Linked DNA regions of Homo sapiens: region 2 is linked to region 1. A link is an interaction called in ENCODE POLR2A ChIA-PET data of the cell type or tissue named here. Cell type or tissue: PC-9. All regions are shown on one strand. Links, peaks and the distances in the headings refer to the core of each region. The heading gives the core; the rest is flanking DNA. Region 1 overlaps ERC1 (ELKS/RAB6-interacting/CAST family member 1). Region 2 overlaps ERC1 (ELKS/RAB6-interacting/CAST family member 1).

Evidence for each region. Peaks named below come from ENCODE experiments on the same cell type or tissue, not always from the same donor. Only the 100,000 strongest peaks of a DNase experiment are listed, where the experiment ranks them.
Region 2: POLR2A ChIA-PET joins it to region 1 with 18 read pairs; 3 of 35 experiments call an interaction of 5 or more read pairs at or near these places.

The regions. Positions count from the first base shown.
Region 1 is chr12:1,440,659-1,445,053 of GRCh38, forward strand. ERC1 (ELKS/RAB6-interacting/CAST family member 1) reads left to right here. Exons shown (of 19, transcript NM_178040.4): 18 at 3,904-4,092. Among named protein-coding and RNA genes, the nearest start is that of LINC00942, 58 kb to the right of the region's middle. RefSeq lists an enhancer at 1,433-1,932. In PC-9, for the core only: no CTCF peak of the experiment used is centred there; no DNase peak of the experiment used is centred there.
Region 2 is chr12:1,166,843-1,171,237 of GRCh38, forward strand. All of the region lies in intron 8 of ERC1 (ELKS/RAB6-interacting/CAST family member 1), which reads left to right. Among named protein-coding and RNA genes, the nearest start is that of ERC1, 180 kb to the left of the region's middle. In PC-9, for the core only: no CTCF peak of the experiment used is centred there; no DNase peak of the experiment used is centred there.

The sequences.
Region 1 (4,395 bases), core at 326-4,325:
TGTGTGTGTGATGGAGTCTCACTCTGTCGCCCAGGCTGGAGTGCAGTGGTGTGATCTCAGCTCACTGCAACCTCCACCTCCCAGGTTCAAGCAATTCTTAATGCCTCAGCCTACTGAGTAGCTGAGACTACAGGTGCGCACCACACCCAGCTACTTTTCATATTTTTAGTAGAGACAAGGTTTCACTGTGTTGGCCAGACTGCTCTCGAACTCCTGTCCCCAAGTGATCCACCCACCTTGCCCTCCCAAAGTGCTGGAATTACAGGCATGAGCCACCACACCTGACCTCAGCCTTATTTTTTAAGTTTTCGATTGGACTCTGAAATTTTTCAGAATACCAGATGCCATCATGTTTATTTAATCAATTAGCCATCAGCATAAAATGCATTTAAATCTGTTTGAAAATTTTTTTTTTTTTTGAGACAGATCTTGCTGCAATGCCCAGCCTGGAGTGCAATGGTGCGATCTCGGCTCACTGCAACCTCCCCTTTTCAGGTTCAAGCAATTCTCCTGCCCCAGCCTCCCAAGTAGCTGGGATTACAGGCATGCGCCACCATGCCTGGCTGATTTTTGTATTTTTTTAGTAGAGATGGGGTTTCACCGTATTGGCCAGGCTGGTCTCGAACTCCTGACCTTAAGTGATCTACCCGCCTCAGCCTCCCAAAGTGCTGGGATTACAGGCATGAGCCACCGTGCCCGGCTGAAATTGATTGTTTATTAAGAATAAGGATCTAAAAAGTCAGCATCCGCAGTCATAGTGGTTGTAGGAGTGAGCTAATAATATCTTTTTAAATTCTGTTTTACTATAAGGAATTTGACCTTCTCAATATGACCATTTATCACATTGCCCCCTTTCTTCGTGGTCATACTTTTTTCTGCCAGTTTTGTCAGTCAAAAGTAATTACCTAAGATAAGCAGCTCTTTCAGCCTTTGCAGCCCAGATGTGGCATTTGTGATGGCAGCTCTATACCCACAAACATGCGCGTGTGCACCAAAAGAATGGGAATAAATTGCACAAATCCAGTGAAAATCCCAAAGGTGATTTTTTTAAATCAATGTATTCATGAAAGAAGATAGAGAAAACCAAGCTTTTAAAAAATGAGGAATGAAATAGGGATATGTTACTTGGCATCATGGGGGTGTAGTAACAGAACCGTGATGAGACGGTTTCGTCATTGGCGCACAGAGTGTGCTTGCATTTAAAGTAATTTTACCTTTGAAGACTGCACCTGGAATCCTTTGTAAATTTTCCACAATGAGTATACTTTTTGTTGTTGTTGTTGTTTTGAGACAGAGTCTCACTCTGTCGCCCTGGCTGGAGTGCAGTGGTGTGATCTCTGCTCACTGCAGCCTCCGCTTCCCGGGTTCAAGCGATTCTCCGGCCTCAGCCTCCCACATAGCTGGGATTACAGGCGCACGCCACCATGCCCGACTAATTTTTGTATTTTTAGTAGAGACAGGGTTTCACCATGTTGGCCAGGCTGCTCTCAAAATCCTGACCTCACGTCATCTGCCCACCTTGGCCTCCCAAAGTGCTGAGTTTACAGGCATGATCCACCATGCCCGACCACAAGTATACATGTATGCCCAGAAATAAAATACAATATTTTTGAAAAGTTGGTATTGTTTGCAAAAAACTATCCAGCTCCCCCACTCTAAATTCTCTACTTGATTGAAACACTGTCTTCCTTCTGTGACTGGCTGTGTTGACATGCCTGTCATAGGTAGGAAATTCCAGCCCAGAACTGGTACCGTAAACCTGCTGATTAGGAGTCTCTTACAGAGCCCAGCAGCCTTCCACAGCAGAACTTTGGTGTTTATCGTTTATCCTTAGAGAGAGAGAGAGAATTTTAAAAACAAAAGTAATGCTAAATTGATTAATTTTCTCTGGTTTGTCTAGCCAGGCTCCAGCTTCTGTGTAATATACTGTATAGGCCTAAACTGAACTCTGATCTTTTTAGCAAGCTGAAGATTGTTTTAGCCACTAAGCCCTTGCTCTTTATTCTCTTTTAATTATTTCCTGGAAATAGTATTAGAAACAAAGGAAATGTGCTATATGTATTATGCAGCCATGAAAAACATAGTTTCGGTCATATATAATGTAGTGAACAGTACTGACAATATAATGTTAAATAGATAATGTATCAAGCAAAATGTGAGGTGTGATACTGTTAGAAGCTGATTTATATAAATTTATTAAAAGACTTGGCAGGAAAATTTCCAAAATGTTACAAATGATTACTTCTTTTTTATTTTTTTTTATTTTTTTGAGACAGTCTCGCTCTATCGCTCAGGCTGGAGTGCAGTGGTGTGATCTCGGCTCACTGCAAGCTCCACCTCCCGGGTTCACACCATTCTCCTGCCTCTGCCTCCCGAGTAGCTGGGACTACAGGCACCCGCCCAGTTAATTTTTTGTATTTTTAGTGGAAACGGGGTTTCACCATGTTAGCCAGGATGGTCTCGATCTCCTGATCTCATGATCTGCCCTCCTCAGCCTCCCAAAGTGCTGGTATTACAGGCGTGAGCCACCACACCCGGCCAAATAATTACTTCTTGATGGAAGTGTATGCAAAAGTCTTATTTCCTTTATATTTTTCTTTTTTCCCCCAATTTTTTGGAGTAAAATATATATTGTTTTCATAATAAAAACATAAAACTTTATTTCTTAAAAAAACTCTTGTTGAAAAAGAAATAAAGGAACGTGGCAGGAGCAGTCCTCTGAGGGGGTCCAAGGAGGAATCAGTGTTACTGTGGAAAGTAATACCAGGCCTTGCTTCTGTTGACTTGAAGATTATTGAGCTCCCAATTCATTAGTTAGGCCAGAGGTGTCCTGTTCATGAAAATTGCCAGGCCGGTGACATGCAACAGGTGCAGACCTGCTGTGTGAGCCCTGGGAACACACTGAGATCTGCCAGCGTTTTGGCGGTGCTTCGCAGTGCTCACAGCTGCTGTGTGTCAAGCAGGGGCTGCTCTAATGCTTCAGTGTTCTGTGATGGTGAGGTCTGGCCCCACTCTCTTCCTCAGCACTCCAGGCTTTGACCAGCTACCAAATACCTGGCCAGACTATTGTCACGAGAGCTGCCAAATGAAATCCTGGGGCAGGAGTCATCAGTCATTTAGTGTGCTTCCAGAAGGAATCAAAGGAGTAGCTGTTCAAGCAGGGGAAAGGAATGAGAAAAGAAAAAACGTAGAGCAAGTCTGTTACTTAAGAAAAACACAGAACCAATGTTACAACTAAGAATTTCAGAGTCCTTGGCTGTGAGTCAGGTGTTTGGTGTTATATAGGGATTTATCAGTCACTGGTTCAGAAGAATATCGGATAACCTCTGTGAAATAAATGAGAAGAGCATAAGCCAGGATGAGACAGAATTCGTAATGAGTTCCCTCATCACATCTCTTGGCCAAGAAAAACATGCACTTTCTCCAGAGGCAGAATTTTTCTTCCATTCTAGGAGGTGGAGGAACACTTGGAGTATATGTAGTCCAGGCTTTCAGATGAGCAGTTTCACTAGCAGTTTTTTGTAATCTACTCATAAATAAGTGAAAAGAGAAACTGTGAGGTAACTGGAGTCTTTCTGTATCAGGAATAGCATCTCTGTAAAAACAAGTTAGTCCTGTGCTTAATTCCTGCCTCGATACAGAGCTGTCCGTCTGGTGTGAATATATGAAGCCAGCGTTCTCTTCCTGTCTCCCAGAAGGGCGGCTGCGTGTGACAGCGTAAATGTGTGACAGTATGTGAAAATGTTTCTGTAATCCTGAAGATTTCAGTAGTGATTAGAAGAGCTTTAGTCTTTGGTCAATTTTCTTTGACTTGGAAAGCATAAAGAATATTTGAACCTCTCATTTCAGACTGACCTTGACTTTCCTCATTTTATTTTATTTTATTTTATTTTTTTGCCTTAGATCATCCAGCCCCTCTTAGAACTTGACCAAAATAGAAGTAAATTAAAGTTGTACATTGGACACCTGACAACCCTCTGCCATGACCGAGACCCCCTGATCCTCCGTGGACTCACTCCACCAGCTTCCTATAACTTGGACGATGACCAGGCGGCTTGGGAGAATGAGCTGCAGAAGATGACCCGGGGGCAGGTGAGCCTCTCACTCAAACTTTGAAAAGAGCCTGTGAAAATCCAGTTGCTGTGTAGGTTGATGCAGTGGGGGCTACCTTGGGGAATCCAGTTGCCGTGTAGTTGATGCAGTGGGGGCTACCTTGGGGAATCCCGTTGCTGTGTAGGTTCATGCAGTGGGAGCTACCTTGGGGAATTCCATGTTTAGATTCAAGATTTGGGGGGTGGGGAGGGGTTTCCAGATATAATTTTTAAACTGATTTTTAATTGATTTTTTACTGTTTTATTTTTTTAATTCACCAATTAAAAATGTATGTTTCTCATG
Region 2 (4,395 bases), core at 178-4,177, 270 kb before region 1:
CCTTTGGATAAATGCTTAATTTTCAAGTGCTAAGGTGTAATATAAATGGACATATGCAAAGGCTTATATTGTAATATTTTTACATCATGGAAATAATTTTGACTCATTAAACATTATTTCTTTGGGCTTTTAAGTAACTTAGTGAATAATTTGAGGATCTGTGCTTATCTGTGTCGTTTCTCATCTGTTGTTAATACGCCACATTAATGTTCTCAGAGTCTTGCAAGTTCTAGTTGAGTGTTTTGACCGAGCACACATTTTAAACTTGAAAATTGATAATTATCAAGTCAATAAGGAAGGGTCAGATCCCTCTTCTGACAAAGATTGTTCTTAGTTGTTTCTCAGGAGATCCTGTAGCAGGAACTTGTCAGAGTAGTAAATACACAGACACATATCTAGAAAAAGACAAAAGATTTAGGGAAAAGTGCCTGGTCGCAGTTTTAAAGCAGAGTCAATATTTTCTTCTGCTTAAAAACTGCTTATAACTTGACATAAATTCTCTTACATTGCATTCTCATCTGTGGGAATGGCTGTTTGGTTAGATGCCCAGGTATCTGTCAACTCTAGTTGAGAAATTGAAGTAACTAACCACGTGAAGAAGTTATTAAATCAGACTCTGATGAAGCAGCCTTTTATGCTCTTCCTTTTTCCTGCTACACCAGTATGTATATCCTAACCAGAAAATAGCTTCAAGAATCAGACATCTATTTTGTTCTTTATCTGTTTTATCTTCCTGTAATTGTCAGACTTCCTCAATTTTTTCTCCTAATGATTTTTTTTTCCTAAAGGAGTTTTTCAGATTAGAAAAATCATGTAATTTTACAGAGAAAAATTTGCAAAATTCTATAAGATCTTTGGGCTTCTTTTTTCTTTTCTTTTTTTTTTTTTTTCCGAGATGGAGTCTCGCTCTGTTGCCCAGGCTGGAGTGCAGTGGCGTGATCTCAGCTCACTGCAACCTCCGCCTCCTGGGTTCCAGCAGTTCCCCTGCCTCAGCCTCCTTAGTACTCGGGACTACAGGCGCGCGCCACCACACCCTGCTAATTTTTTATTTTTACTGCAGACGGGGTTTCAGCATGTTGGCCAGGATGCTCTCGATCTCCTGACCTTGTGATCCACCCACCTTGGCCTCCCCAAGTGCTGGGATTGCAGGCGTGAGTCACCGCGCCCCGTCAGCCTTTGGGCTTCTTATATACAGTGCATATAGGTAAGAAACTGACATTTGGATTTGTTTCATTGCATCCCATTCAGGCTGAACTCTGCCTTATACACAGCAAATTTGGTATTTTTATTTTTTTTGAGACAGGGTCTCATTCTGTCACCCAGGCTGCCGTGTAGTGGTGCGATCGTGGCTCACTGCAGCCTCAACTTCCTGGGCTCAGGTGATCCTCCTACCTCAGTGCTGCAAGGAACTAAGACTACAGTTGTACAGCACCATGCCTGGCTGACTGTTAATAGTTTTTGTAGTAGAGATGGGTTTCGCCATGTTGCTTAGGCTAGTCTCAAACTCCTGGGATCAAGTGATCTACCCGCGTCAGCCTTATGAAGTGCTGGGATTACAGGTGTGAGCCACTGCACTGGCCAAATTTGGCACTTCTATAAAGCAGCTAAGCAAACAACTTTAAATGAAGTGACTGGTCTTTTTTTTTTTTTTTTTTTTTGGAGGAGGAGTCTTGCTTTTGTCGCCTAGGCTGGAGTGCAATGGCGCAATCTTAGCTCACTGCAACCATCGCCTCCCAGGTTCAAGCAATTCTCCTGCCTCAGCCTCCCGAGTAGCTGGGATTACAGGTGCCCACCACCACACCCGGCTAATTTTTTTGTATTTTTAGTAGAGATGGGGTTTTGCCATGTTGGTCAGGCTGGTCTTGAACTCCTAACCTCAGATGATCTGCCCGCCTCGGCCTCCCAAAGTGCTGAGATTATAGGCGTGAGCCATCGTGCCGGCTGTGACGGGTCATTTTAAACAACATTCTGGATTCTTGAAAAGAATGCCACCGATTAATAATTTGTAACTTCTCTTATGCTTTTGACAGTCTGATGAAAGCTATGGGCTTTCTCCAGGTAAAAGTGTGCATAGTTCATTTGTGTGAACTGAGATATAATATACACCTTAAAGTTTATCCATGAACTTCTGATTAAAAACACCCACCTTTCACCATGACATGGTGAAGAAAAAAATAATCAGAAACACTCACCATCTATGGAACAACCAAGTTGGTGATATACACTGGTTTCTAGGTTTTACAAAATCATAAAATATGTGTATGGTTCAAATACAACAGAAATTCATGGCAACTACAATTTCATGTTAATTATAATTTAACTAGAAAGAGTGTAGCTGTTGGGTATGGTGGATGCTGCGATGATCGATGCAACCTAGGTCTCTCCTGATTGTTGAAGGACTTATTTCCCCAGATCGCTGGAAGTGTTATCAACAGAAAGCCCTCCACTTTCCCTAGAGATTGTCTTAGCTAAAGACACCACCTTGCCCGAGGGCAAGCCCCCTCCCATGGACATCCAGTGATTGATCCTTATGAGGTGCCATGGTTTGAATTCCTTCCCCCTACTTGGGACAACAGCTTCAGAGCTCCTCGTGGGGTTGTCAGAATCCTTTGGGACTTCGTGGCAGCTGAATCGCTCCCTCTGTACAATCCTCATTTTTCTCCTCCTATCTACTGACTCCGATCCCAAAGAGCACCGTCTAATAAACTTCTTGCATAATAATGTCTGTCTCAGGGTCTGCTTTCCGGGAAACCCAGTCTTGGGTAGAATACAGGGTAGGATATGAGTGCAAGTCAGCATCTTTCAACCCATAAAAGTAGACCTGGCGAAAATAAAAATTCAATGAGATGAACTTGAATTTAAATTAAAAATAAGTGAAACATCTCATCATATTTCCTTCACACCTTATATTCAAGTAGTTTTTCAGAGTCTTGGTTTCTTTGAATTTATTTGTGTCTCTCAGTCTTTCTTTGAAGAAAGACTCCCCAAATCTCTGAAAGCTTGGTTTGTTTGGTTACACATTATGAACTTGTGAAAGGTGTGGGTTAAATAATACAGTTGCTTACATGCCCCAAAGAAACCCCTAGAGGTTTTCTATGTTGGCAGGTGAATATGATAAGAGAATCTCCTTTTGCTAAGATTTCTTGGACTGTATTTAGAAAATATTTGGTTTTGGCATTATCATTAAAATTGTAGATGTCCATTCTAAATATATGAAAAGTATGGAAAAGCTATAAAAAGAAAAAAATCTGTGTAAAAATAAACTTCTCCTCACTTGAAATTGGTATAATATTACACTTACTTTTTGGTGACCTGTCTTATTCATGTAATAGTGTATAATAAACAAGTTTTTGTATCCTTAATTCTCAAGAATATGAATTGTAATGGTATAATATTCTTTCCATCCAGTGGATAGACCATATTTAATTTGGCTAGCCTTTTATTGTTAAGTGTTTAATTATTCCCAATTTTTAAATTATTACAATACAATGGATTTTTTTAAAAAATTAAGCCTCTTGTGCCTGCTTTAGTTTTTAAAAAAATATTGGATCTCTCATCACTAAAATGTAGTGAACTGAGACTAGGCTACCTAGACAGCCACTGTAACTGAACAACTTCAAGGGAAGCCATTCACATCGATGATGTGAATTGAGGGCCTCAGTGAAATCTCATCATTGCTACTGCCACAGAAGGATTGCCGTTGTGGATTTATGTGCCCTCTTTGTCTTTTGAGCAATTTTAGCACAGGGAGGTCTGTCAATTTTTTATATATGCTGACTAGATAGAAAAAGAAGGGTTTGAGCTATTTTCCATAATTATCTACCAGGCAGATCTTGACTGGCAGTGACCTTTGGTCTTACCAGCTTTTGTGTCATTGTATCCAGTTGTTCTAATGCGAGAGGCCCCTAGTTCCATGATCTGTACCATGAGCAAATCTGTCAAGGAACTTTCTTTCCTACCAGCAATTAATAAAATCTACCTGGAGCAGTGGACTCTGAAAATATATTTTCTTAAGGGCTATACCATTCCTGTATAATTAAATTTGAACAGTTTTAAAGATAAAATATAGTAGTATTCTGGTGAAGTTTATTACTTTTTAAATGTTCTCATCTTCCTTAGAAGAATATTGTTATATTTTATAATTGAAAGAGATGTTACTAGTCTTTTGTTTTACAGTTAAAGTGATGAGAAAGATTAAGCAATTTGCTCAATGCCACGTAACTAGTCATTCATTGCAATAATTCACTCCATGATCTGTACTATGAGAGAACAACACAACTGACAGGGAAACCCAACCAAGGAAGTGTTACTTGCTACCCGACATCTTTGCTGGGCTTATTGAGGACCATAAGCAGTAATTGAGAATACTGATATGAAAACTTTTAAAAACCCAAA